Linked DNA regions of Homo sapiens: region 1 is linked to region 2. Evidence: read pairs that join two places in POLR2A ChIA-PET (ENCODE). Cell type or tissue: Panc1. All regions are shown on one strand. Each heading gives the region's core, and the rest is flanking DNA. Links, peaks and the distances in the headings are about the cores only. Region 1 has its middle 15 kb from the start of FZD7. Region 2 has its middle 85 kb from the start of FZD7.

Region 1 (15,078 bases), core at 5,084-10,083, 69 kb after region 2:
GGAAAATACTTGAGGTAATACAAGTTAAAACAGAGGGGGAAAGCAATAATTAAAGCAACTATTAAGAAATGAATAGAAATAGAGGGTAAATTGATATCCATCACTGAAACAGAAGCCTCCTATCCTAAAAAATAGAACTGAAAAAATATTTGAGAACATAATACAGAAAAACTTTTCCAAGCTCAAAGAACACTTGAGTCTTCAGATTTAAAAGGCCCACTCAGCTGGGCACAATGGCACACACCTATAATCCAGCTACCTGGAAAGCTGAGGCCAGAGGGTTGTTTGAGCCCAGGAGTTCAAGACCAGTCTGGGCAACATAGCAAGACCCCATCTCAAAAAATGAACAAAATAAAATAAAATAATAGGGCCCATTCTATGCCAGACAAGGTCTAGATACTTAGAAAAGAAAAGAAAGAGAGAGAAAGAAAGAAAGAATGAAAGAAAGAATGAAAGAAAGAAAGAAAGAAAGAAAGAAAGAAAGAAAGAAAGAAAGAGAAAAGAAAAAGAGAGGGAGGGAGGGAGGAAGGAAGGACAGACAGACGGATGGACAGAAGGAAGAAAGGAAGGAAGGAAGGACCCATTCTAAACTAGGGAAATATGATATAGATCGATCAACAAGAATTCTTGGCCAGGTGCAGTGTCTCACGCCCGTAATCCCAACACTTTGGGAGGCTGAGGCAGGTGGGTCACTTGAGGTCAGGAGTTTGAGACCAGCTCTCAAACTTTAGTAAAGACAGATGGTGAAAATCTGTCTTTACTAAAAATAAAAATAAAAAAATTAGCCAGGTGTAGTGAAGTGCACCTCAGCTACTAGAGAGGCTGAGGCAGGAGAATCGCCTGAACCTGGGAGGTGGAGGCTGCAGTGAGCCGAGATCATGCCACTGCACTCCAGCCTGGGTGACAGAGCAAGACTCCATCTCAAAAACAAAAAACAAAACAAAAAAAAAAAACCTAGGATCTGACAAGGGGAAAACTACAAGCCTGGCATCATCCTTCCAAATAGCAACATTTAATGCCAGAAGGCAATAGAAAAATGCCTACAAGGTTTTGAGGAAAAGAAAAGGCAACTCAAGAACATTACACTCAGCAAGATGTCACTCACATACATAGTGACATAACAGTCAAACATTCTCAAATATGAAAGAATTTGGGGAATATAACACCACTAAGTCCTTCTGCAGGGGCAAAAAATAGGAGAAAAAAGCCTACTCGACAGTGAAATACAACCAGTCAAAAAAATTGACCAAATTAGAGAACTAGTAATGTGAAACTCTTGATAAAAGGACTAGCAGTAAACACTGAATTCAATTAAATATAGAAAGAGGACTAGACCTCTGGAGAAATAAATAGATGCAAATCAGAATGTAGATGCTATAAAGTCAAACAAATTAAAAATTATAGAAGCATCAAAAATTGGGAGTGGGGAAGAAGCATGAGAGCACTAAATCATCTTATTACCTGGCAGGAAGCCAATCAAAACCACCCACCCAACCTTTCAATTAATTTTCATCACCCATTATATTTTTCTAATCTTGGGATGATCTTCTAGAAACTAACATGTCTTGTCATTCAGGAACTAATCTTTGAAGTTTATTAATTTCACCTGAGTTCCTTTTTACTGTTAAGTTCAGGTAAAACCAAGCCTAATGTTTTTAATTATTTTAAAAGCATGCATAATATAATCATGTTACAATAAAATTATTTGTGACCTCTCTTGCTTTCTGATTATTTTTCAATGGTAATTGTAACAATAGCTAATTCTTTTTACGTGCTCACTACGTGTCAACACTATCTTAAGAACTTTACATGTATCTACAAATTTAATCCTCATAAACTCACTCTATTGCCCAGGCTGGAGTGCAGTGGCGTGATCATGGCTCACTGCAGCCTCCACCTCCTGGGCTCAAGTGATCCTCCCACCTCAACCTCCCAGATATCTGGGACTACAGGTGCACGCCACCACACCCAGTTAATTTTTTAAAAATATTTTTTTGTAGAGATGAGGTTTTGCCATGTTGTCCAGGCTGAACTCCTGGGCTCAAGCGATCCACTCACCTCAGCCTCCCAAAGTGCTGCTATTACAGGCATGAGGACCGCTGGCCCCCCACATAAAATTTTTAAGGAGTAGATATCATCACCCCCATTTTACAGGTAAGGAAACTGAGGAATGGAGATGTTTCCTATGGGTTACACAGATAGTACATGGGAGAGCTAAGAGTCAAACCCAGGGATTCAGACTCCAGGGTCTTTGCTGTCTTTGCTCTCAACCATCACCCTATATTGCTTCTCCACAAGTGGATAGGTAGGACATTTGTTGCTTTCTTTGTACTTGAAATTTTAAATGATGATCATATGTCACTTTTAAAAAGTCACTACCAAAAAACAAAAGAGCTTCTACTTGGAAAACAAGATGAATATTCCCTGGGCCAACAGAACAGAGGCTAAACCATCCTGACCATCTAATAATCTAGGCAGGGCATGTTTAAGAGAATTAACTCCTTTACAACTAGAGTAGGCTTTGGAACAATAGTAGCCTGCAACTTTAATGATAATCATTGCAAAACAGCATATCTGTGTTTTATTGGCTCTAGGCAGATTAGCTGGAGGAAATAAGCTTCCTCAAGAGATCACCTCTGGGAGAGAGGAAAATATGCAATAAAAGAAGAGGTCGAAGAAGTCCCAGGTGTACGGAGTCAGCATCCAGATTACTGTATCTCTGAGCAATTTGCTGGACTGACACAGCTTCATTTTAAATGACATAACATAACCAGCATGATTCATCCTGCCGTCCAAGGGCTATATAATAAGTGTGGTAATGGGGGAGCATCTCCCGAGAGGGTACAGGAACAGCTGTGTGTGTCACCTGGGAATGGCACCCACCTATAAATCCCATCTCTTTGACAACGATTCTAAAGTCCCTCTGTCACTGTCACTCACCCACAAAATTAGTGACTAAAGGGGAGAAGGAGAGGAAATGCCTCGCCCCTGAAATAGAGAAAGACTGAGAGAGGGACAGAGCAAGTTAATAAATAAAACAAGAGCCTGAAGGGAAGAGCTGCTTTGTCAGAATATAAATATTTCCCTTCCCCTTTTATCTTTAATGTAGTGTGAGAAGCTTATTAAAGGGAAATGCTTCTCTGTCCCTGGAGCCCTCGCACAAGCCTTGCGGGGAGCTGCCTGCAGAACGGGGTCGCCTAGCCCCACGCTTCTAAACTCTTCCCTGCTGGAAGTGAGCGTAATGTGCAGAGCAATAAAGAAGGGCTGGGGGAGGAAAGGGAAGACATTGTGGCCATTAGGATCCTTATCTTGATGGGCCTGGTGTCAGGTTATGTTAATCGCTGGGAGATGCTGAGAGACTGAGGATGAGAAATGCCTGTCTGCTCAAAGGCTTGGCCTGAGATTCCAAGGGAGGCTGACATTGCTAGACTTACCCTCTGCTCCGTTAGAGAGAACAACATCCAAATTTAGACAAAGGGGAATTTGCCTGATGGAGGCGTGGATGGAGAGTCCTGTGGGTGTTCCTCTGAGGAGCCCTTGGTGGCTGCACATCTCACATCTCCAAGAAGACAGCCAGCACGAGCAGTCCCAGCATACCCCCAACAGAAGCCTATTCCAAAAGCATGGAAGACATTTGCCGTCCACATCTCCTTCCTAAAACCCCTAAAAGGATGGGACATTAAGGGCCTACATACCAAGTCAGGCCAGCACAGAGCCTGGCACGTGGTATGTGTGCAGTAAGTCTGTACGGCACGACACGGAGACTGTACTGGGCTTGTTTACCACTGTATCTGTGGGTCCACACACAGGGGCCAGCACACTTGGTTTTGGATGGATGAATGAACACATGCATTTAGACACAATTAGGGCATCTCCTTTGCTGGCCATGTTTGCTGCCTCTCCAAAGGATCTTTGGATCTGGTCAGGATTTGGGTCCTGCTGAGCTTTGAGGCTACCATATCTTTGCTGGCCTTTTGGAGATATTCGGCCATGTGGTTATACAAAGATAAGCCACCCATCCATCAGGTGCCAAGTCTAGCCAAAGGCTGGGAGTTGGGGGTGGAGAGAACGGCTAAAAATTGCTGCCAAAACGTGCTACTCCTTCAGTCTCCTTGGCTGAGATATTCCAAAGGAGCAGGCCCTGGTTGCTTTGCTACTATACACCACCTGCCACACACCCATGCGTTTCTATTTCTATAACGTAATCAATGGAGGGAACAGAAATGACTTTAAAACTGCATTTCTAAGTCTCTTTTGTGCTCAGACCAGGGTATGCACTTAGCAAGTGTCTACTGCCATTTCAAACCCATTAGGCATCACATGATCATTCCTGCTGCAGAACCTGCTCTGCATCCCCATTTGGGCGCTCCATCCTACCCATTTTGATGTCTCTTGGGGTTTCATCCTCAATAATTTTTTGTCTATGGTTCCCTTCCCACTGAAACTAATTAGGTTGGAATAAAGACTCAGCTACAGGCCAGGCGCGGTGGCTCACGCCTATAATCCCAGCACTTTGGGAGGTCGAGATGGGCGGGTCATGAGGTCAGGAGATCGAGACCATCCTGGTTAACACGATGAAACCCCGTCTCTACTAAAAACACAAAAAAATTAGCCGGGCATGGTGGCGGGCGCCTGTGGTCCCAGCTACTTGGGAGGCTGAGGCAGGAAATGGCATGAACCCGGGAGGCGGAGCTTGTGGTGAGCCAAGATTGCACCACTGCACTCCAGCCTGGGCGACAGAACGAGACTCTGTCTCAAAAAAAAAAAAAAAAAAAAAAAAGACTCAGCCACTTTCAGGATCAACGACATCTTATGGCAATGTCCATGTTACAGGGAAGTGTATAATTCAGGGATGGTGAGCCATTCTTAGCTGGTTCCTAGAGAATTCTTTGTCCAGGGTTCTAAACATTACCTACAACAACTGGCAATACCTGATTTAACATTCCGCCTCCTGTATAAGCCCCATCTAGCCTCCCTGTGGTCTCAGCCGCACTAGGGGCCTGGAACCTTGAGAGGGCCTGTTTCCAGTGTTCCCACCAACAGGGTGGAGGAGGAGGTGTGGGGGCGGGGTGGCACACATATATCTGAGGGGTGGTTGTGTGGGAGAGGGATTAAATTTGTACTGTGAAAATCAATGGAAGCCTTGGGGAGGCAGATTTCAGTTCAATATAGTGAAGGACTTTCTAACAATTAAAGCTGTCCAAAAATGAAATGGGAACATGCAAAGAAAGCCCTCTCTCCCTGGAGTTCAAGCAGAGCTGAGATCTCTCCTGCCAGAACTGTGTTTTGGCCAGTGGCACAGACACCTGACACTTGTCAGCGTGATCAACTGGTGCCTCCAGTTCTGAAGCCAGATGGCCCGGGTTCAAATCACAGCCCCACTAGTTACTAGCTCCATGATCTTGGACAAGTTATTTAGCCTCTCTAAGTGTCCATTTCTGCATCTAAAACATGCAGATAAAAAAAACACATTAGACTTTCTGGGCAATTGTGAGGGTTTTATGTTTATCAAAAGAATCTGTGTTTCTTTTGTGTGTTTGTTTGTTTGTTTTTGAAAAGTAAGATGGGGTTCTAAGCCTTTGGGTGCTCAAAGCCCTTACTGGTTTATAGAAGTCATGAAAGACAGGGCACCATTTTTACTTGCTACAACATAAAACAGCATTTTTGTAATTAATTGTTTTTGGGGGTTTTGTGTGTTTTTAAAGATAGTAAGGCAGATGTATTCAAGGGGGGCCATGGTGATAGGTATAGGGACCACCGTAACAGGGACTTATAGTTGGGGAGGAAGATTGGACTCAACTCCTATAATTGTTATTTTACATACACACATAAACACAAACTTCAGTGTTTAAGCTCTCAGAAATTATGAGGAAAATTATTTTAAACCAACAAATTTAACTGCATAAAGAAAAGTAGAAAACAACGTTTTTATTCAACAAATATTTATTAAGCACCATCTAGTGCAAAGCCTCCTAGGAAATAAAAATATGTTTTAGGCTGGGCACAGTGACTCATGCCTATAATCCCAGCATTTTGGGAGGCTGAGGTGGGCGGATCATCTGAGGTCAGGAGTTCGAGACCAGCCTGGCCAACATGGTGAAACCCCGTCTCTACTAAAAGTACAAAAATTAGCCAGGCAAGGTGGTGGTTGCCTGTAATCTCAGCTACTTGGGAAGCTATGGCCGGAGAATCACTTGAACCTAGGAGGCAGAGGTTGCAGTGAGCCGAGATTGTGCCACTGCACTCCAGCCTGGGCAACAGAGCAAGACTCCACAAAAAAAAAAAAAAAATTAGATGCAGATGCTGCCTGCCAGTGGTTTGCTGTGCAGCAAATAACTGCTTCTGACCCTTCCACTTGCAAGAATGGGCAGGGTTCCACAGGCTCTGCAAATCTAAAATGAGCTATAGGGCATTTTGAATTGGCTTGTATCCCAGATGAAACAGGCAGGACCATAAGATAAAGCAAGCTGAACATTTTTTAATGTGCCATTAGGACTTCAGTTTTTTCCCTGTTTTCCATCAGAAGGTCAGCTCCTCTGAAGATTATAATCATGTTGATAAATGCTATATGCATATTGCCTAAAACTGAAAAAGAAATTTTTTCTTCTTTTATTTATACCTAGCACAGTTTTTGGTTCTGAAAGACCTATGCCTAAAAAGGGCATGGGTAGAAATAAACATGGGATGACCAAAATATCTTTTCTATGGGGTATAAGCATCCAGATTTGGAAAAGAAAGCTTTTTCTTCAACAGCTCCTGTGGTCTGCAGCAACTTACAAACATCCATCTCTTCAGTGTATTTGTGCATTGGAAATATTCAGGATGGAAATGTGACTTTCCTCTGGCCCTGCCATTCCTACAGTATTCTCACTCTCAACTGAGCATACATGATGCTGGCAGCCTTTTGAGAAACCAGAAACTTTAGCTCCCATCTGCCCAGATCAAATTGCCTCTTTAAACCATTACAAATAATAATCATTCCTTACTGAGTATTTGTAACATGCTCAGTACTAAGTACATTGTATTATCTCATTTGACCTTTGCAATCCTATGAAGCAGGTGCTATTATTAAATATTATCACCATTTTACAGATGAGGAAACTGAGGCCCAGGGGAGTTAAGAAGCGTGTCCAAAGCCACATAACTAACAAGCTACTGAACAAGGATTAAAATCCACAAAACCTAGGCTCTCCACCAAAACTATCAAACTGCATCTCTAAAGAAAGATGAGTCCCCACTATACCAAAACTAAGAGCTTTCAAAATAGTGAATGGGAAAACTACTCTACCACTCTTAGAAGAGAAATGTGAGGTTGTTTCTAGAGGAAACATCCTGTATTCCTTACAGTGATGCAGCATCCCATGAACATCCTGGTCTTGTGATCTTCTCTGGGACAGCTGGCTGCATAGGAGGTAGAGAGAAACACATCCTCACCGAGGCTTCCACAGAAAACACGAGCTCATCCTGTCTGTTTGCTCTCTAAGAGCCTTCTCCAGGCCAGACATACACAGATGGCTTGTGCTGTTAGGAGCAGGCTAAATTTCTTCCTTGTTCTTATTTCCTTCCCACAAGTGTTTTTTTTTTTTTTTTTTCTTCAAAGAGAGAACTGGATCCAATGTCCCATTCTTAAGCTGGCATGGTGGCTCAAGCCTGTAATCCTAGCACTTTGGGAGGCCAAGGCAGGTAGATTACCTGAGGTCAGGAGTTTGAGACCAGCCTGGCCAACATGGTGAAACCCCATCTCTACTAAAAATGCAAGCAATTAGCCGGGCATAGTGGCAGATGCCACTATGAATGTAATGTAATCCCAGCTATTTGGGAGGCTGAGGCATGAGAATCGTTTGAACCTGGGAGGCGGAGGTTGCAGTGAGCCGAGACGGTGCCAATGCACTCCAGCCTGGGTCACAGAGTGAGACTCCGTCTCAAAAAAGTCCCATTCTTTGACTTACTACCTGTATAACCCTGGACCTCTCTATGCCTTGGTTTTCCCATCTGTAAAATGTGTCAAATAAACTGTAGCCACCTCAAAGTGCTGCTATGAGGATGAAGACTCAAGAAGTGTGGGTTAAGGGCTTAGCACAATGCCTGACTATGGTAAACACTCAATAAATGTTAGCTGTTAATAAAAATAGTAACGACACAGCTAATACCAGACACCGGAGTCAGTTAGCCGGCTTACTCTTAACTGTTCAGCTGGAATTTAAGTCAGGACATCACCAACCCTGGGTGCCAAAACACAGCAAGACCAATATGGTCCTCAGAACTAGGGCTTTAAAATAGGGTAATCTCTTGGAGCCATGGACCAGCTTTATAAATTAAGGCTAGGGGAAGAGGAGGAGTGAAGTTTCACAGGTAAACCAAAGCCCCTTTTGTTAGAGTGAGAAGTCTGTCGCTTCTTTTGTTTATCTCTTCTCTAAATGTTTCCTCTCTGGCCTCCTGGGCTGTTTTCAAAACCCCTCCGTTTTGGTAACAACTCTTCACAAGTCTGCTGGAAGCCAGAGAAACAAGCCAACAGCCCCTTCCCCAGCACAAACAGCCAGCAGCACAGCCAGGTCCCTCCCCTACCTCTGGGGTGAGGCTGGATGCCAGCAGTGGTTTCTGCAACACACTTCCAGTCCTTTCTTGACAAGGCACAGCTGTCCGGGGCAGCTCAGGCTATGGACACCAGGCAGATCAGCCCCACTCACCAGCTTTCTGTGGGTCTCCCAGTCACGGGCCACCCCGAAAGCCCCTCACTCTGGTCAGTCACTTGGATCCTTCACTCTGGAACTCACACAAGCTATTTGCAACGTGAGGTGGGGAGGAAGCAGAGAAAATAAAGTTGTGCCCTTATGTGCAAAGTTCTTGGGTAAAACACAAGCCCAGGAACCCACACGTGTGGATTCTAGTTCCAGTTCTTTCTGTCGTGAATTGTCCAGCGCTTGGACAATTCACTCTACCATGTTGGGCTTCAGTTTTCTCACCCCCCAAAATAAAGGGAATGAATGACTGGAGTCTGAGATCACTTATAAAAAAATCAATCCCTAGGCCGGGCACGGTGGCTCATGCCTGTAATCCCAGCACTTTGGGAGGCTGAGACGGGCAGATCACAAGGTCAGGAGTTCAAGACCAGCCTGGCCAACATAGTGAAACCCTGTCTCTACTAAAAATACAAAATTACAAAAATTTTGTATTTTTGTAAAAATACAAAAATTAGCTGGGCATGGTGGCGCGTGCCTGTAGTCCCAGCTACTTGGGAGGCTGAAGCAGGAGAATCGCTTCAACCCAGGAGGCGGAGGTTGCAGTGAGCTGAGATTGTGCCACTGCACTCCAGCTTAGGCAACAGAGTGAGACTTTGTCTCAAAAAAAAAAAAAAAAAAAATCAATCCCTGAACCATTCTCCAACTCGGCCCTTCCTATTTATTTATTTATGAGACAGGGTCTCACTCTGTCACCCAGGCTGAAGTGCAGTGGTGCTATCACAGCTCACTATAGCCTCAATCTCCCAGGCTCAGGTGATCCTCCCACCTCAGCCTCCTGAGTAGTTGGGACTTTAGGCACGTTCTACCACGCCCAGCTAATTTTTGTATTTTTGTTAAAGACAGAATTTCACCATGTTGTTCAGGCTGGTTTTGAACTCAGCTCAAGCAATCCACCCACCTCGGCCTCCCAAAGTGCTGGGATTACAGGTATGAGCCATAGCACCCAGCCTAGCCCTTCATTTTTAAATCACAGGATAGGCTGGCTCCTAGCTCAGGCCAAACTCCCATTATAATTTTGAGACAAATTCAAGGTCATCACAGAAAACCAGATTCATTTGTCGATCAAGGCTATAAGATTGGGCCAGGCACGGTGGCTCACTCCTGTAAATCCCAGCACTTTGGGAGGCCCAGGTGGGCGGAACACTTGAAGCCAAGAGTTCGAGACCAGCCTGGCCAATGTGGCGAAACCTCATCTCTACTAAAAATACAAAAATTATCCAGAATCTACAATGAACTCAAACAAATTTACAAGAAAAAAACAAACAACCCCATCAAAAAGTGGGCGAAGGATATGAACAGACACTTCTCAAAAGAAGACATTTATGCAGCCAAAAAACACATGAAAAAATGCTCACCATCACTGGCCATCAGAGAAATGCAAATCAAAACCACAATGAGATACCATCTCACACCAGTTAGAATGGCAATCATTAAAAAGTCAGGAAACAACAGGTGCTGGAGAGGATGTGGAGAAATAGGAACACTTTTACACTGTTGGTGGGACTGTAAACTAGTTCAACCATTGTGGAAGACAGTGTGGCGATTCCTCAGGGATCTGGAACTAGAAATACCATTTGACCCAGCCATCCCATTACTGGGTATATACCCAAAGGACTATAAATCATGCTGCTATAAAGACACATGCACACGTATGTTTATTGTGGCACTATTCACAATAGCAAAGACTTGGAACCAACCCAAATGTCCAACAATGATAGACTGTATTAAGAAAATGTGGCACATATACACCATGGAATACTATGCAGCCATAAAAAATGATGAGTTCATGTCCTTTGTAGGGACATGGATGAAATTGGAAATCATCATTCTCAGTAAACTATTGCAAGGACAAAAAACCAAACACCGCATGTTCTCACTCATAGGTGGGAATTGAGCAATGAGAGCACATGGAGGCAGGAAGGGGAACATCACACTCTGGGGACTGTTGTGGGGTGGGGGGAGGGGGGAGGGATAGCATTAGGAGATATACCTAATGCTAAATGACGAGTTAATGGGTGCAGCACACCAGCATGGCACATGTATACATATGTAACTAACCTGCACATTGTGCACATGTACCCTAAAATTTAAAGTATAATAATAATAAAATAAAATTAAAATACAAAAATTAGCCAAGCGTGGTGGTGCACACCTGTAGTCCCAACTTCTTGACAGACTGAGGCATGAGAATTGCTTGAAACTGGGAAGCAGAGGTTGCAGTGAGCCGACATGGCGCCACTGCACTCCAGCCTGGGTGACAGAGCGAGACTGTCTCAAAAATAAAAAAGAAAAGAAAGAAAAGACTATAAGATCCATGATGGCGGGGACACACATTCCCCGCATCTCACACAGCACAGGGCCTGAACATAATGACTCTAAATACATTTTTAAAAATAAACGAAGACCATGTGGTTTAATTACACCCTTTTAACTTGAGCTGTACCTTACTCGTTCATTCAATCATTTATCGAACGCACTTTGCTGCTGGCACTGTGCCCCACTGCAGTGTGACTGTGTGGATTTAAATAACCTTCTGTGACTACCTATAAACAAAATAACTGGTGACTGACGCAGGGAATTAAAAGCAAGGAGAGATTCCTCAACATATTAATGAGAAAGTTAGCTAAGAAATAAAGGGCTTCTCTGTTCCCATCCCAGAGGCTTCTGATAGGCAGCATTCTAATAAAAGTTGCTTTAACCGGCTTCACACTTTCAAAGCCAAAATTAACACCATACAACGGAAGGCCCCAAATAAATTCAGAAGGTAAGACCCGAGCCAGGGAGGGACTCGGATTTACTCATGAAAAGGAAATCTCAAAGCCCTCTTCAGTCTCAAACTGGCTCACTCCACCCTCTCTTAACCACCTCTTCGATCCGTCACCTCCCTTTGGGGACCCTGCCAGGTTCCTCAGGGCCAGCCACTCCTCGGCCCCTCCTTCAGGTGAAACCATTCTCAAATTAAATCACAAAGAGGAGCAGCCAGTCTGCAATGATCTGTGTTTATTTAGTAAATGGGTTGATTGCCCTCATTTGTGGAGATTAAGGGTTAATTTCCCAATGCAAAGAGAACCGATTTCTCCAAAAGCAGCCGCAGATAATTAAGTGGAAAAAACAAAATTCAAATACCTCTCCCCACCCCGACCCCTACCACCCTGCCCCTTCCCATCCAGTTTTGGCCTCTCGGTGGCCTCTCATGCAAGGTAGCCACAGGCTCTGGGTTCACTGAGGCTCTGAGGAAGGATTTGGTAAACAAAGGCTTAGGAATTCTTTAGGCCCCTCTAAGCTGACATCTGGCAAATTCGAGATCACATAACAGTTTCTCTCTCCCCCCCTCTTCTGGCTTTGAAAGGCAAATGTTTTGAGGTTTGTGTTCTCTCCCATTCACAGGGTTTTTAATCAAGTGGAGTCAAACCACTTTGTCTACACCTTAATTGAAGAGCCTGGCTCTAGAGCTTAAAGTACTATTTAGAATAATAAGGGGGAGGCAGGGAAAGGGAGAGAAGGAAAGGCGGCTAAGTGGAAATGTGAAAGGCTAGAAAAGCGATGGGCAAGTGGCCTTTCAGGGAACACTCAGGGTATCGCGTGCCCAGCCTTCTCAGCACAAGTGGGCACAGGCTGTGAGCTGCTGGGCCTGGCTGCTGCGCTGCCATCAGAACCTGGGAAGACAAGAAAGTCCCTACTTGGAAAGTCCTAGCTTAGGCGAGGAACTCCCAGATAGAGCCATAGGCTATCAGAGCAGAGCCAGATCACAAAGCCCAGTTTCTACCATTTACAGATGCAGACGAAGCCTCAAGAGGTGCACTGACTTGCCGGAGAACAAGGGGTTAGTGGCTGGACCAAGACCCCAAGAATTCTCATTTCCCTGGCTGTAACTGAAGTCTTTCTCTGTTCCTCTGGAGAGAGAAATGCACTACATCCATCTCAAAACAAATTTTCATACACTTGGGAAGACAGTTAAATGACTTCATATATTTTTCCAAGAGAAACAAACTTTCAACTTGTCTTCTCATCAGCTACTTTGGATCCTGACTGCACAGTAGACTCACTCGAGGAGCTTTTAAACAGACTCTCTAGGAGTGGGGCCCAGAAAGTAGGCTTTTTAAAAAGTAAATCTCTCTACAACAACCTTCCACCACCCCTTTGAGAGTCACCTTTTTAACTTCTTTGGGTTACTCTTCATACTGGTTCCTTCACGCCGCTTCATTTACTTTCTGCATGCCAAATTTATGTGTTTAATCTAAAAGCAATAGTAGGGCCAGGCACAGTGCTACATCCTAGTAATCCCAGTGCTTTGGGAGGCCAAGGTGGGAGAATCACTTGAGCCCAGGAGTTCAAGACCAGCCTGGGCAACAAAGAGAGACCTTGTCTCTACAAAAAATTTTAAAAATTAGCCAGACATGGTGGCATGCGCCTGTAGTCCCAGCTACTGGGAGGCTGAGGCGGGAGGATCAATTGAGCCCAGAGAGTTCCAGGCTACAGTGAGCTACGATGGCACCACTGCACGCCAGCCTGGGTGACGGAGCAAGACCCTGTCTCTAAACACAAATAAGTTAAAACAATAGCAGTGATTGTTGACGCATGATTAGCTTGTGGTCCGTTGTGATTCTCAAGTCTTTTGTCCCGAGCTAGCCTTTCACCATCCTGTTTCTCTGCAATGTATAGGTCTTTATTTTCATTGAACTTCATCTGACTGATGAATTGCACAATCTAATTCAACAAATTGAACGTCTACATTGTGAAAGACGAGGGAGAAAAATAAGACATAGTTCCTACTCTCAAAGACCTTTCAAATAAATAGGTGGGGTAAGAAAGCACCAAAATAACTGAAATACAAGAGAGAATACAGTAATATCAAAGAAAAGTGGCAAAAGAAACTGACTTTTGATGAGTACCTACCATGAGCCACATACGTTGTGATAAAAATAGGATTAGGCTTGGCTGTGAGGCATTGGAAAATCTAAAACAATGTTGGCTAAAACATGATCAAAGTTTATTTTGTTCTCATATTTGAGAAATCCAGAGGGAGTCCATCCCAGACTAGCATGGTGCACATCTGTGTTAGAGACTCAGGCCCCTTCTCTCTTTTGCTCCTTTCCCAGTGTCACCTCATGGTCCACAACAGCTTGTGCAGTTGCAGCTGTCAGGAGGAGGGAAGAAGGGTACTTCCCACTCCCTTTAAGTTGCACACAACACTTTTACTGACACCCCATGGCCTGGGCTCAGTGGATCCCAAAAGGGAGGCTGGAAAATGAGATCTTTATTCCAGTTGGTCATATGTCCATCTGACGACTGAGGGCTTCATTACTATGGAAGAAGAGGGGAACAGATATTGGGGGACAACTAGTAGCCCCCACACCATGTTAAGAACTTTAGATTCTTCAGTGCACTTAGTTCTCAAAACAACCCAAAAGAAAGATGTCTCCCCGGCCTTTACAGATAATTCCTATCTGGAAACACTTTTGCAATCACAGTCAACTCAATGTCAGTTGCAGCCCTGGGAGGTATATTCTCAAATTCTTTATCCAGGCCATTGAGCAAGAAGAAGGTGGTTGCAAGACCCAGCCTTGTTAATCAGCCTTTAGCGGATACCTCTCCTAGACTGGTGCTGATCCTCTGTGGTCAGCCTTCTGCCACTGTGGACACATTCTCCAGGAGAAAGTCGGAAGAGACGTGTGTTTTCACCCTTTTCTAAGCCTTGTACTGTGGTTAGTAAGGTTCTCTCTAGTAACAGACAAGGAGTCAGACGGCTTCATTCAAAGGGATGGTAGAATTCTGAGGGAAGGAAGCAGCCAGGAAACAGCTCTCAGGACTTGGTCTTTTTGTCTTCTCCTTCTGAAACAGGTGTTCCCTCTCTCCTTCCTTCCTTTCTCCTTTGTTTCTTTCCTTCCTTCCTTCGTATTTTTCCACTATAAAGGCCGCTGCTCTCCCGTCTTTCCTTCCTCTGCTCCTGCTGCCACCAACTAATTGCTGTCTCTACTCACTTCACTGCCTCACAGCTCTTGCTTCCTTCAAGCTTCTACTGCTTCCTGGTTTCTGCTCGTTCCCTTCTCACTGAATGCTTCCCAGCTTCTGCCAGCATATTTTACACTCAGAACCCCAAATGAAAGCATCCGATCAGTTGGCCTCTCTGTATCCAGCAGGCACAACTGTTGGACCGAGGTCTCATGCCAGACAACCTCATGGCTGGGTCACATCGTCTACTCCAGACTCAATCCTCTGAGGACAGGATTCATGTGGCACAAGGTACACAAATGGCAAGGTCAGTCTAAGGAAATGCTATGAAGCGAACTGTGGAAGTAGCAGCTGTTGCATTTCAGAATAGCCACTGTGACCTTGT
Region 2 (15,078 bases), core at 6,713-11,712:
TAAATAAGTTTCTATACTTTTCTTTTGGTATCTTTCTTTTATTATAGGGGCCTCTGCCATGAACTTAGCAATGTTTGAGGAAAGCAAGCTTTTCTTCCCTTATACCAGAAGACACAGCCTTCTAGTGAGGATATGTCCCAAAACCAAAGGGCTGTTTCTTTCCTATTTCTTCCCAGCCCTATTCAGATTCTCCAACAGGCATCCTCTCCCTGCCTACTCCTGTCCGTGTCCCAGGGAGCAGACAGTGTGGCCTGCAGCTCTGCCAACCAGTGCCTACCATGTCTTCTCCTGAATCCCAGACTAGTGGAAAACCAAACAGGTTGCTAAAAGTTGGGTTCTAGTCAACAAGAGGGAAAATGTCACAGGCTGGCAAAAGCATTTTTACCTCTTACAGGTGAGACTGTGAGTTTGCAGAGTCAGCACAGACATTGGCTGAGTGCCTCCACAATGACGAAGATGCCACAGGTAAGGAGCGCCTGTCTTTGGAGCAGACAGTTCTTTAGGGATGGGATCAGGTGGTGCAGATGCATGAAGAATATAAAGCACCAGAGGTACAGCAAGGCACCAGGGAACCCACAGGAGCAAGAGGCCAACTCAGCTTGTGAGAGCCCTAGGAGGACTTCCTGGTGCAGGCAGCATGAGGGTTCTGTCTGAAGTGACAGGAAGGATGGGGTGTTATAAACGGAGAGAGAGGCAGAGATTCCGAGTGAAGGGAGTGCAGGAGGATTCAGGGCATGGTGACTGGCCCAGCATGAGTGGGGTACTTGGTGTTTTGAAGACAAAGTTAGAATGATAGGGTATCTTTAAATAATGGAGGACCTTGAATGCCTAGGATATTTAAATTTTATTCTATTTGTACTGGGGAGCCATGAAGAAATGTCAGAAGAGGGGCAATGTGATCAGATTAGTGTTTTAGAAATATAGGTTCTTGACAGGACAAAGGGGTAGAGATTAAAGATGGGTAGAACAGTTAAAGGCTGTTCCATCAATGAAAGCAAGGATGGTGATGGCCTGACTAGGTCAGAGAAATAGCCATGGTGAAGAGGAAAAAGATTGGAAATGTATTACAGAGGAGAATAACCAACAGGATTGGATATAGGGCAAGCTGAGGAAGAGAAGGTGCCAGAGTCATGAGTCTGAATAATCTACTAAGTGACCTCAGAACAGGATTGAGGGTAAGTGGAAGAGTGTGAGTCAGGATACGTGGAGGCTGAGATGAAAGCAACTGTACACGGAGTTCTGGAGTCTTGGAGAAGGATCAGATTAAAGATACAATTCTGGAAGTCAACCTCATCGTTATCTTCACACCTCGGGTTCAGGTGCTGAAAAGGAGAGGGAGAAAGAGAAAAAAGAAGAGAATCCAAGACCAAACCTTGGGACAGCCTCCATTTAGAAGGATGAGTCCAGAAATGATTGAGATGACATCATCACAGTGCAGTGGGGCCAAGATCTGGAAGAAGTCCCAAGTAGAAGGGCATGGTCAACAATATCAGATGCTATAGAACGTCATGAAGGATGTGGCCCACTGGGAGGCTGCCAAGTGGAGAACACTGAGGTGGGGTTGGCCTTAGTAAGTGTGGCTGCAGCAGAAAGCTGCAAACGGAATACAGTTTTGCTTGGGTCGAGTCATGAGCTGAAGGCAGGGAAATGAGGTAGAGTGCTGATCTCTCTTTCAGGAAGTGTTTGTTGAAGAACAAAAGAAGAGAAGTCTTAAGTTTATGTAACAACATGTTCCAAAGAGTTATTCATCTAAGAGCATACATTTTTAAAACTTTTTATTCAAAAATAATTTCAAGCATGCAGAAAAGTTGCAAGATTATAAATCATACATAGAAAACCCATCCACCAGGCATGGTGGCTCACGCCTGTAATCCCAGCACTTTGGGAGGCTGAGGTGGGTGGATCACTTGAGGTCAGGAGTTCGAGACCAGCCTGGCCAACATGGTGAAACCCCATCTCTACCAAAAATATAAAAAATTAGCCGGGTGTTGTGGTGCATGCTTGTAATCCCAGCTACTCGGGAGGCTGAGGCAGAAGAATCGCTTGAACCCGGGAAGCAGAGATTGCAGTGAGCCAAGATCGTGCCACTGCACTCCAGCCTGGGCAACAGAGTGAGACTCCATCTCAAAAAAAAGAAAAAAAAAAGAAAACCCATCTACTTTTTACCTGGATTCATATTTTGCCCATTTGTTTCATCATTTGCTTTCTCGTTTTCTCTCTTCTCTCTCGATACACACACATATAAATACATACAAATATATAATTTTACCTACCCATGCACATATATGTCAAATGTTTCTCTGAACCATTTGAGAGTAAGTATAGTTGACCCTTGAATAATGCAGAAGTTAGAAGCATCAACCCCCTATGCAGTCAAAAATTCTCATGTAACTTTTGACTCCCCGGAAACTTAACTACTCATAGCCTACTGTTGACCACAAGCTTTACCAATAACATAAATGATCAATTAACACATAAGCTGGAGTAAGCTAGAGAAAAGAAAATGTTATTGAGAAAATCATAACAAAAAGAAAATATATTTACTATTTATTAAGTGGAAGTGGATCATCAGAAAATCTTCATCCTTGTCATGTTCACACTGAGTAGGCCGAGGAGGAGGAGGAAGAGGAGGAATCAGTCTTGCTGTCTCAGGGGTGGCAGAGATGGAGGAGGTGGAAGGGGAGGTGGGAGAGTTGGGCACACTTGGTATAACTAAAATCCATGCACGAGTGGTCCAATGCAGTTCAAATCTGTGCCATCAAGGGTCAACTGTACATATTTCATGGCCCTTTAACCCCTAAAACCATCGGTATGTATTTACTAAGAATAAGAATAAGAGTACTCTCTTACATATCCATAGTATATTATCAATTTTATTAAAGTTAACATTGATACAATCTTTTTCTCAATTGACCAATATCCTTTATAGTGTAGGGGAGGAAAAGTACTCTTTTTCTTACCCATCGCAAGGTTCGTGGCTGAAGCCCTTATAACAGAAGACATTAATAACAAGAGAAAAACATACAAATTTATTTAATATATTTTATGTAACATGAAAGCCTTCAGAAATGAGGACCCCAAGAAACTAAATATAAAACTATCTGAAAGGAGACACAAACAGGGGTGTTTTTGACCTGAATACATTTAGTAGGATTATTTGATGACATGGAAGTCTGTTCTCCTGAACATCTTTCTGAATTTTGGCAATCCCAGCATCTCACACTGGTATTCTTCTTTTTACCAGATGAAAATGATACACATATCTCGTCGTATTTCCTATCTTGCCTTGGCTGCCAGAAAGCTCAAAGCTAAATTTAGTACTCTATCACAACAAATATATTACCATAGATTTTTCTTCTATTTATATCTCCATTTACTATATGTATATATTTTTCTATTTATATCTCCATTTATTATATCTTGATGTGTCTCTGGGTATAGCTGTCTACATATGGATTTATTACGTAAGTGTCTTTAATATTAAACCTCCTAAAATTATTTTTGGAATTTCATGGGGTAGCTGCCTCATAAATAGAAAGTTCCTCAAGAGACACTTGTCTCATTCAGCTACTTATCTACCCAATAAAGAGCTAGACCAATACGTACCACATGTAAAAGCTAGACCAATATGTTTTCTCTTGTTACTGTTACCTACCTTTCCTAGTCCCAGCTATAAATGGCCTTGCCACAGAAGATAATTTGGTTTGAGGAGGAACTCTTAGTTAAAATAGAAATGTCTCTCTTTGGACTGTGTCCCAAGTCTTTGTGTTTAATTTCTTCTGCAGGCTTCAAGTCTCATGCTGACAGAAGCCAAAGGGAATGCTGGTCCAAAGAGGCACACCCTTCCCAAGCTGACTTTTGTAGAGAGAAGGAAAGAAAAACCTGACCTTGAGGAGGTAGGTGCTCCCCCAAGCCATGCCAGAGAAAGGAAAGTAGGTCGGAGGGCAGCAGTTTCCTCAAAGATGACCTTTCTCTCTTTTTATTGAGACAGAGTCTTGCTCTGTCACCCAGGCTGAAGTGCAGCAGCGCAATCTCGGCTCTTTGCAACCTCGACCTCCCAGGTTCAAGCAATCCTCCCACATCAGCCTCCCGAGTAGCTGGACTACAGGTGCATGCCACCATGACCCGCTAATTTTTGTATTTTTGTAGACATAGGGTTTTGCCATGTTGCCCAGGCTAGTCTTGAACTCCTGAGCTCAAGCGATCTGCCTGCTTCAGCCCCCCAAAGTGCTGGGGTTACAGGCGTGAGCCACTGTACCTGGCATGGAATCAAATTTTAAAGCTAGAAACGGTCTTCAGAGATTGTCCAGTCCCACTCACTTTACAGCTGTGGAAGCTGAAGTCCAGAGGTCACAGAGCAGGTTAATGGCAGAATGGGCCCCCACCCAGGTCTTCCCATGGCTGGAGAAACATCCTTCCCTTTCCACTTCATCTTCACATGTTCCAGGACTAGAGGTGTCCTGAGTTCAGGGACCACCAAGTCTGAATTATCACTTCTCTAGAACCCAGCAAAGTACCTGGCATACAGCAGGCCCCTAATAAATGCATTTTTTTTTTTTTTGAGATGGAGTCTCACTCTGTCCCCCAGGTTGGAGTGCAGTGGCATGATCTTGGCGCACTGCAACCTCCGCCTCCCGGGTTGAAGCGATTCTTGTGCCTCAGCCTCCCCGAGTAGCTGGGATTACAGGCACCTGCCACCACACCCAGCTAATTTTTTGTGTTTTAGTAGAGATGGGTTTTCACCATGTTGGCCAGGCTTATCTCGAATTCCTGGCCTCAAGTGATCCGCCTGCCTCAGCCTCCCAAAGCGTTGGGATTACAGGTGTGAGCCACCACGCCCAGCCTTATAAATGCATTTTGAATGAATGAGCCATCTGAATTCTCACCTTCTTCCTGGAAGTTTGAAGACCAATGTTTTTGAAATTCTTTGAAAGAGACTTATAAGATTCTTAATGTGCACACTCTATCATCTCTGGCATGGACAAGAAAATGCACTGACAGTTCTGGTGAGCAAGTCTTCCCTGAACTTCTCAGGGGCTGAGACCGACATTATACCTTACTTACAATATGCAGACTCGGGTGGTCTGCATCCTGTGGCTCACATGGGATAGGGGCTGCCTGAAAGGTGTATGCGGCTACTGCATTAGCATAGCAGAGTGGTAGGAAATGCAAACTTTGAAGCCAAGCTTCTGAGGTATAAGGGCCACCTCTGTCACTAGCTGTGTAATCATGGACAAGTTACTTACCCTCTCTGAGCCTCAGTTTCCTCCTCTGTAAAAGGGGGATAATATATACCTACCTTATAGATAGATATATATACATGGGTATGTGCATGTGTGCAAGTTCTTGGAACAGTAGCTGGCACCTGGATGGTCTGTGCAAGTGAAGGCTATTATTATTCTTGTTGTTCGTAGTGGAGAAAGGGAAAAATGACCCCACCTACAGATTTCTTCTGTAAATTCTCTGGTGTCTCTTAGAAGCACGCAGAAAGTTTTGGGATCATAGCTTGTAACTACAAGTGGCAGCTCTCTCATATGGAGCCAGTGTAGACTTGGCTCCAGAACCAGCCATCAGACTATCTTCGCTGCTTTGGGGTGTTGCCTCTATCACAGGGGAAATGGCTTCAAAGTTCCTCACAGATCTGTCTGTCTTTTGTTCTTGGTCCCACTTTTGAGGACTGAGCCAATAGTCAATGCAGAGTCCCCACTGTGAAAGAGAAAGGTCGGCCAGGCGCGGTGGCTCACGCCTGTAATCCCAGCACTTTAGGAGGCTGAGGCAGGCAGATCACCTGAAGTCAGCCTGGCCAACATGGTGAAACCCTGTCTCTACTGAAAATACAAAATTAGCTGGGTGTGGTGGTGCACACCTGTAATCCCAGCTACTCCAGAGGCTGAGGCATGAGAACTGCTTGAACTTGGGAGGCGAAGGTTGCAGTGAGCCAAGACTGTGCCACTGCACTCTAGTTTTTTGGGGTGTTTTTTTTTTTTTTTTGGCTTTGAGACAGGATCTCACTCTGTTGCCCAGGCTGGAATGTAGTGGCACCATCATAGCTCACTGCAGCCTCAAACTGCAAGCCTTGAACCACTTCAAGTGATCTTCCTGCCTCAGCCTCCTGAGTAGCTGGGACTACATGCACACATCATAGTATGCCTGGCTTTTTTTTTTTTTTTTTAATTTTTGTAGAGATATGATCTCACAATGTTGCCCAAGCTGGTCTCAAACTCCTAGGGTCAAGTCATCCTCCCACCTCAGCCTCCCAAAGAGCAAGATTACAGGTGTGAGTCACCATGCCCATCCCACTCTGGCATGTTGAGTATTTTGGGTTAAAGGTATTTGAAAAAAAAAGCAGGTGCAAAAAGATCACTCTGACCTTCCATCTGTTTCTTAAAAGCAGAAGAGGCTATTTCCATGTGAAAGATGCCCTCCCTATACTAGAAGGAAAGCAATGTTCTTATCAAGAATGGATGGTTGAGACTGAGAGAATTCTACACAGAACTTATTAAAATAACTCTTATCTTTATGCCTCCCCCACATAATTTAGTTGCTTTTTCACAACTTACTATTCTTCGTCCCATTCAGTATATAAGTAATTGACTCCAACTATTTCTTTGAGTCTTCATTTCCTTATGAGGGTTCCATGTCACATAAAACTTGTGTTAAATAATGAATGCTTTCTTTTCTTTTCTGAGATAGAGTCTTGGTCTGTCGCCCAGGCTGGAGTGCAGTGCTGTGATCTTGACTTACTGCAGCCTCTGCCTCCCACGTTCCAACAATTCTCCTGCCTCAGCCTCCTGGATAGCTGGGATTACAGGTGCACACCACCACACCTGGCTAATTTTTGTATTTTTAGTAGAGACGGGGTTTCACCACGTTGGCCAGACTGGTCTTGAACTTCTGACCTCAGGTGATATGCCCGCCTTGGCCTCCTAAAGTGCTGGGATGACAGGTGTGAACCACTGCACCTGGCCAATGAATGCTTTTCTCCTGTTGATCTGTCTTGCCAATTTCATTCTCAGGCCTATCCAAAACAAAACAAAATTCTAAGAGCGTAGGGGTAAAATTTTTGTCTCTCCACATAGTATCAAAGAAAAGAAAGGGAGCCTGAGGTTTTCTAGAGGCAGGTAGGCAAGGGAGTCACCCCAAGTCTTTTGGGAGCCATGTGGAAGTATTATCTCAGAGTATTCAATGGTAGGATAGCCCTTTGCAGTTTCCCACTTTCAGAACATAAAAACATGGGGAATGAGGATTTCTTAATTGTTGCCATTTTCCAAAAACACAGGGCTTAAATTTCATATTGTCATAAGGACACATACCTCCATGGTCACGAATGTATAACCAGGGATACCTAAAGCCCCAAAGTAAACATGGAAAATCTCCCCAAAGTATTCAAGTAATTTTACCTGAAATTGTGGGGGCAGAATCATTATTTTACGTAATACAAAAAGAACGAAAATATTTATGATTTTGAAGCTAAAATATTCAAAGAGGTTTTTAGAACCCTTGTGCTAAATTTCTAGCCCCTCACCTCAACCATTTGGGGTACCTGTGTACCCCTAAAAGTTTGAGAAGCACTGGTCACTTATGCTGTTATTGAATTCTCATAACTCTTTGATATACATGTTTTTAATCAAAGCTTCATAGGGACAATGTCATCTTTCATGTCATGTTTTGTTTCTTCATGTACCTCCATAACTGCCTTTTTTTCTAACCTCAGAATTTTGTTTGAATGACAAACTTTTTGTTTTGGAATATTACAGAAACATTGGAGAGCTAATACAGAGAGATCCTCCATACTCTTCACCTGTACTCCCAGGTTCCGCTAATGTTAACATCTTACATACCCACAGCACATTTGTCAAAACTAATAACATTAACTTTGGCCTTTACTATTAGCTAAACTACAGGCTTAAATTCCACCAGTTTTTCCACAAACATCCTTTTACTGTTCCAGAATCCATTCCAGGATTCCACATGGCACTTAACATAAATGCCTTTTGCTTGACTGGAGGAACCTTTCATGAGTCCCACTAAGTGTCAGGCATTGCCCTACATCTTGAGGAGCTGATGAAACAATCTCCGATTGTTTCAAAGGGATCACATGGGGAAAGTGGCTCATTGTCTGCTCCGTGCCACACAGGTGTGGGCAAGGCCTCCGCGCCGGCAGCAGTTGGGTTCCCAGCCCCTGCTCCCTAAGTCAAGGCAGCAATCTGAGCCCAGGACGTGACCCGTGTCGGTCTCCGCGCTGGGTGCCCTTCCGGAGCCGGCACTGGAAGGTTAGCGCCTCTGAAATCAGATAAAGGACGTCAAGCCACAGCTGTGTTTGTTTTATAAATTAAAGGGCGAATCATTAAAATGACTGTTTTCCTGAAAATAAAGAGATTAAACAGTTCTCCCTTCTCCCCTGCTGCCTCCCCGCCTCTTTTTCCAATTTGTCCCACAGGACTCCAGATTCGTGTTAATGGCGAAGAATTATCTCTGTTTCAATCTTGGGGCCTGGGCTGGCTCCATAACAATTATAATCTCCTATCTGAAGCGGCCTGGAGGCAAAGGGCCGGTGAGGCTGAATTCTTTGCAGAATTAACCGCCATTCAGATGGATAGGAGAAGAATTGAGCGGGGGCCTTCAAGGTGATTCTCAACTTTCCTTAGGTACTTTTCCTATGGCCCTTTTCTGCAGAAGGTTCGGTGTCTGTTGGAATTTAAGGTTTTAACACAGAGAGAAAGAAAAGAGGATAAAATGAGCATGTGAAAAGTGCATGAAAAGCACCTGGCATGCAGTAAGTACTCAATAAACATTAAAGAGGCCGATGAGAAACATTTGTACTTAAATTAGAAGACAGTGGGGAGCCGGAAGTGTTTCTCAGAAGGATGACAGGGTTGGATGGAGTGGGGGTCTTTCAAGGAGCTTATGAACTAGGAGGGGCTTACATCACGAACACATCACATGACATACGGCGGTGAAGAGAGCATGCGTCTAATAATTATGCGGTCACTCTACCTGCATGATGTCATTTCATCCTCACATAAAGCCTATCCGGTAGCCACTATTTTATCCCCAATTTACAGATGGATAAACAGATTAAAAAATATGTCCAGCTGGATGCGGTGGCTCACGCCTGTAATCCCAGCACTTTAGGACCCCGAGGTGGGTGGATCACGAGGTCAGGAGTTCAAGACCAGCCTGGCCAAGGTGGTGAAAACCCGTCTCTACTAAAAAAACAAAAATTTGCCAGGTGCAGTGGCAGGCGCCTGTCATCTCAGCTACTTGGGAGGCTGAGGCAGGAGAATCAGTTGAATCTGGGTGGCAGAGGTTGCAGTGAGCTGAGATCACGCCATTATACTCCAGCTTGGGTGATAGAGTGAGACTCTATCTCGAAAAAATAAAAAACAAATATCCAAGTCTGTTCAGCTAGTAGAAACCGGGCAGGGCAGTTCCAGCACCTGCCCTGCCTCCCAGAGAGACGAGGAGGGGTCGCAGCTCTGTCACAGCAGTGCCCACTTGCTCCTTGACTGGCTAGCACAGAGCCTGAGGTGTGAATACTCAGTGAAGAGTGTGTTAAGTACATGAAGAGCTGTGACTCCCAGTCATCCCTGACTAAGAGCTATTGATCAATCTCATGCTCCTGTTTCCTCTTCTGGCACAAAAGGGAAAGCCTGTGGCTTATTTTATCAAAACATTATGGGGTCGGGTGTGGTGGCTCACGCTTGTAATCCCAGGATTTTGGGAGGCCAAGGCAAGTGGATTGCTTCAGCCCAGGAGTTGAAGACCAGCCTGGGCAACATGGCAAAACCCCGTCTCTAAAAAAAAAAAAAAAAAAAAAAAATAGCAGCACGTGGTGGTGCACACCTGTGATCCTGGCTACTTGGGAGACTGAGGCAGGAGGATCGCTTGAGCCCAGGAAGTGGAGACTGCAGTGACCAGTGATTACACCACTGCACTCCAGCCTGGGTACCAGAATGAGACTCTGTCTCCCGCCACTTCCCCCCAGAAAAAGAAAACACATTATGGAAAATTAGCAACAGGAACTCTAAAATGCTCAGATAATGCAAAAATACAGTCAATATAACTGTATCAGTTCCCTGAGCTTTGTAATGAAAGGAGAGCCTTAGTTTTTTATTTTTTTAAATGGGAAAATAAAGAGCTTTCCCCTTCAAACCAGCATGGAGGTTGTACAACATGAGAAAATGCGGAGGCAGCTCAGGAGATGAAGGCTGAGGAGGAACTTTAGGCTTGGAGGTTTCTAGGGACAATCCATAAAGATGGTGGACAGTGAAGTCACTCCTGTGCCTAGTGAGACTTTCAGAACTGAGGTAAAACTCACCCCTTACCCCTTTCCCAAAAAAGAAAAAAATGACACCATTGGCTGGGCATGGTGGCTCATGCCAGTAATCCCAGCACACTGGGAGGCCAAGGTGGGTGGATTGCTTGAGCCCAGGAGTTCAAGACCAGCATGGCCAACATGGCAAAACCCCATCCCTACTAAAAATACAAAAAACTAGCTGGGCATCGCGGCGCATGCCTGTACTCCGAGCTACTCAGGAGGCTGAAGCATGAGAATCACTTGAAACCGGGAGGCAGAGGTTGCAGTGAGCCGAGATCATGCCACTGCACTCCAGCCTGGGCAACAGGGTAAAACTGTGTCTTAAAAAAAAAAAAAAAAAAAAAAGTGACCATTAAAACAACAGCAATAATAAACCTTGTAGCATAGCAGCAAACAAAAGAAAATGAATTTCTCAATCTAACAGTAAAAAAAAAAAATGGATTCTCCCAGTGGGCATCTAAAGAGCCTTTGCAGGCCTCTGAATTGTTCACCAAGAAATCCCTAAGCGGAAATTAGACAATGAGAAAAACAACTAAGACTGCTTTGTATGGCTAAACAGCATCAAAGACCTACATTTTACAAGTATGGAATGGGCTTAAAGTGAAAAACCAAGCAGCCCTCATAAAAGTTAGAAAAAAAGCCTCCAGAAAAGCCCAGAGAAAGCTGAGACTGAGGGACCAGTCTTCCCTGGGAAGGAGGCAGCCGCTGCTGGCAGCTGGGCGGGGAGCTGGTGGTGGAGCTGGCTGGGACCGAGGAGACGGTTCTTCCTTTCCATCTGACATTTGATCCCCTCCCTGAGGCCTATGTTATTTAATGGTGCAGAACTTCCCTTTCCCCTAAAATTGAGATCCAGCTGGGCCATTTCTGGTTCCCACAGGTGTGTGCAGGCTCAAGCCACCCTGGCTACTGTGAAAGCTACAGGTGGGGGTCCTGACAGAGAGCAGGGTGGTGGCTATCTGGGTTAGGAGGCTGGGCGGGCAGCTGAGGGTGAGTGGTAAGCTGCTCTACTGCACCCCATGAGACAGCCCCCGTTAGGTCAACCTCACGCAGCAGCACACTGCACAAAATAAGGTTGGTTTTAGCTGAGCACTTAACATTTGTTTGCTTCTCAGCTTGTTTCATCCTTTCATAAAACGAAAAATATCATACATACAAAAAAGCAGAGAGGACAATACATTGAGCCCCCAAATATACCTCCCCCAGATTCAACAATTATCAGGATTTTACCACATTTGCTCAATCTATCCCTTTTTCCTTTTCTATCTTTGCTGAAATGTTTTTTTGAAAGCAAATGCAAGATATGCTATCTCTACCCATATATTTCAACATGCATCTCCCCCAAAAATATGAACATTTTCTTACATGACTACCGCACTATTTTCATGCCCAAGAGAATAAACAATAATTTCTTGGTGTTCTCTAATACTCAGTGTCTCCTTTTGCCTATAAGAAATGATGCCTTGAGATTAGAATCAGGGCTAAGGAAAAGCCTCCCCTCATGCTGTTTAAGACCAGAATGAACACTATAGCCCAAGTCCATTCTCCAAGCTTCAGTCCAGAATCTTTGCCTTGGTTTTGCAGGCAGACATTTCCCATAAACATCTACCTCTGTGCCTTCTCCCAACCCCAGCGCAGCCTCTAAAACAAGAGTTTGGGCTTTTCAGCTACAGAGTGTCCTCGAAGTGTAGAGTGTATCAGAATCACCTGGCACTTGTTAAAATGCAGATTTCTGGGCTCCACCCCAGAGTTTCCAGCTTAGTGAGTGTGGGGCAGGGCTGGGAATTTGCATATCTAACAAGTTCCCAGATGATGAGGATTCTGCTAGTCCAGGGACCATACCTGGAGAGCCACAGAGCTACCACAAACCACACAAATGGGTCTTTCTTTGAGGAACTACGGCCTGCTCTGCTGAGGCTGCCTCATGACATGGCTCCAGCAGTGCCTTGTGCTCCAGGGCCATCCGTGTGCAGACAGAGATTGGGAATGCTTTCATTACCCTGAAGTTATTCCTGACGCTGACATACTTGGGCCTCGGTGTATCAGCTCCCACTAAGCAAGTTTCTGTTGCCTTGTTACCCAGCAACTAGCCCAGCTTTGCTCTCCCATGCCTGGGCTCCTTGCCTGGTAACCCATTCCCTGAGGGACCAGATTCTCATCCTCCAATCTCAGCTTTCTCTGGTCAAGTCACCTTACACCAAATCCTTGACTTGTCCTGGGGCTTGGCTGACTTTCTCCATGCCTTACCAGGGCAAGTCCAGCCGTTGTGAGGAAACACCCTTTCCTATTACATCTGCTCAGAGCAGCACCTTTTCCTCATTCACACAGAAGTGCAGTGCCAGGCCCTCGTCTGGTTCTCTGTCCATTCCTTGCTCCATCCTGATCACCTATTGAGCCTGGACCATTGAATCATAAGTCCCATCTGGCTCCCACCCCAACCCTGCTCATTCCCCCTCCCTCCCCACCCTTCCCAGAAACAGCAGCACACGTGCTTCCTAGGGCTGCCCAGCCCTGCTCTGTCAAGACCGAGGCCTGAGCCAGAAGGGCTTCCTGAAAAGCCAAAGCCACATCCCCTCCCAGGCAGGTCTGATGGCTCTCCCTCGATCAGGAAGCTTGTCCCAGGACACAGCCTCACCCTAGTGGCACTGGGTTTCCTTCTCAGAGGAGCAGCTGCCCTGAAGGAAAGCTGGGCTGGGTTTTGCCCAATTTCTCAGAGGGGTTGCTCTTGGGGCTTGAACCTCTTTATACACTAAAGTCAGCCAGCCAGTGAGTCAGCTAAATTTACTAGCCCTATTGGCCCTCAGACGGGCCCGTGGGCAAAGACTAAAAATAGCAGGTGTGAGGGCCCCAGCTTTGGGGTGGGATGGGTGAGCGCATTCATCCATCCATCCAGGAAACACTCACTGAGCACCTAGGAGGGCAGGAACTGTTTTGGACATGGGGCACCAACCAAATGACAAAATCCTTGTCTTTATAGAGGTTGCATGCCAATGAAGGAGACAGATAATCATAAACAAATTTGCAAAAATATGTAGAAGACTCACATAATTCTATAGTAGGGTCCAAAAATCTCAATAGTGTCAAGTGTGGGATCCTGTGAGATTGATAAAATATCAGGGTGAACATGCTGCAGATGGCAGGAATCAGCCACCAATCATATTTCCTCTTTGCTGAAGTTACTGTGGGTTGTGCTATTAAAGGGCACCACTGCATATTAAGTCATGTAAGAAGGAAATGCTAAGAAAATACATAAAACATGGCAGGAGGGCATGCAATGCTGGGGTGGGGAGAGCTGAAATTTTTTATTCTATTTATTTTATTGAGACAGACTCATTCTGTCACCCAGGCTGGAGTGCAGTGGCATGACCTTGGCTAACTGCAACCTCTGCCTCCTAGGTTCAAGCAATTCTTGTGCCTCAGCCTCCTGAGTAACTGGGATCACAGGCGTGAACTACCATGCCCAGCTAATTTTTTGTATTTTTAGTAGAGATGGGGTTTCACTATGTCGCCCAGGCTGGTCTCCAACTCCTGGGTTCAAGCGATCCACCCTCCTAGTCTTCCCAAAGTGCTGGGATTACAGGTGTGAGCCACCGCACCCAGCTGAGTTGAAATTTTATATAGCCCGATTTATTTAATAAGAAGAATGCCTCACTAACAATGCAACCTGAAATGGAGATTGCATCCCCCTACTGGCACGTACAGGACTGAGAAATCCAGAAACACGGAGGCATAGGAAGGTACAAAAAATAAAGGCAAGGATTGGGAATCGCTAAAGAGACCATAGCAAAGGGAGTCAAATGAAGGGACCAGAAGACCAGAAACAGATCCTCTAGCAATGGATGATGTAGTTACTGGCATCCCTTCAGAGAGAGAAGGAAGGGGACATTCCAGGCAGGTGGAAGAAGACAGGAGATGACTCAGAGGTGAGAAAAAGCAAATAATATTCCAAAGAAAAATTTTCTTGGCTGGATTGTTGACGAGCAAGAGTTAACATGGATCCAGGGTAAGAGGACTAGGAAATGCAAAGTGTGAAAATTCAAAATCAGGAAGAACGATTTTATCTTGAGCAAAAGGCCCTCGGACGCCATCACAGGCTTGGAGATGCGGGTGGTACCCACAGTTGCCTAAGGAAGACTGGCAGGGGGGCTCACATGCTGTGGAGAAGCGGTGGCCCAGAGCTGGCAGTGGAGACAGAGAGGCTGCCAAGGGCAGTAGCCAGGAACTGTGGGCTGTTCTGGCCCCTTTGTCTCTCCAAAGATGTGTGGGAGGCACAGAGGGCCAGAGGTTTCCCAACTCCTGAGCAGCTCCCTTGTTCCTGTTTATTCTTATTCCTTTAATGATATGATGAGCTCATGTTCTCAGAGGTGCCAGGAATGAATTAGCCATGCAGCTCACTTCAGCATTAGCAGAAACCATGGAGTGTCCTGCAGCAGGTAGGTCTGAGCTGCGTGTCTGGAGAGGGCAGGATGACAGTGCCACATGCATGTGGGTCCTGCCCTCCAGGAGCCAGCCGGCGACCCTGCCAGCAATGGTGGCCAAGCAGGAGGGAGGGGCAGCTGCTCAGACCACCAGGGAACAAAATGTTCCTCTCCTCTTTGGAGGAAAATAATCAAGTAGATTTCCTCTTTCTTTTTTACTATTCTTGCTTGCTATGGCAGAGCCATAGACTCTCCAAGGAGAGATTCCTTGAAACCACTGCCTCCTTTCCTAGGTCTCAGCTCCCCAGCCTATAATTGCATGTGTGTAAATCCCTCCCCAAC

What was found. ChIA-PET counts read pairs that join two places held together with the same protein. Peaks named below come from ENCODE experiments on the same cell type or tissue, not always from the same donor. Only the 100,000 strongest peaks of a DNase experiment are listed, where the experiment ranks them.
Region 1: POLR2A ChIA-PET joins it to region 2 with 5 read pairs; 4 of 35 experiments call an interaction of 5 or more read pairs at or near these places.

Annotation. Positions count from the first base shown.
Region 1 is chr2:202,011,706-202,026,783 of GRCh38, forward strand. No RefSeq gene overlaps it. Among named protein-coding and RNA genes, the nearest start is that of FZD7, 15 kb to the right of the region's middle. RefSeq lists enhancers at 8,633-9,158, 10,865-11,730, 11,731-12,594 and a silencer at 12,321-12,615. In Panc1, for the core only: no CTCF peak of the experiment used is centred there; no DNase peak of the experiment used is centred there.
Region 2 is chr2:201,941,248-201,956,325 of GRCh38, forward strand. No RefSeq gene overlaps it. Among named protein-coding and RNA genes, the nearest start is that of FZD7, 85 kb to the right of the region's middle. RefSeq lists enhancers at 7,695-8,238, 7,959-8,253, 8,239-8,780. In Panc1, for the core only: no CTCF peak of the experiment used is centred there; no DNase peak of the experiment used is centred there; H3K27ac peaks cover 1,746 bases.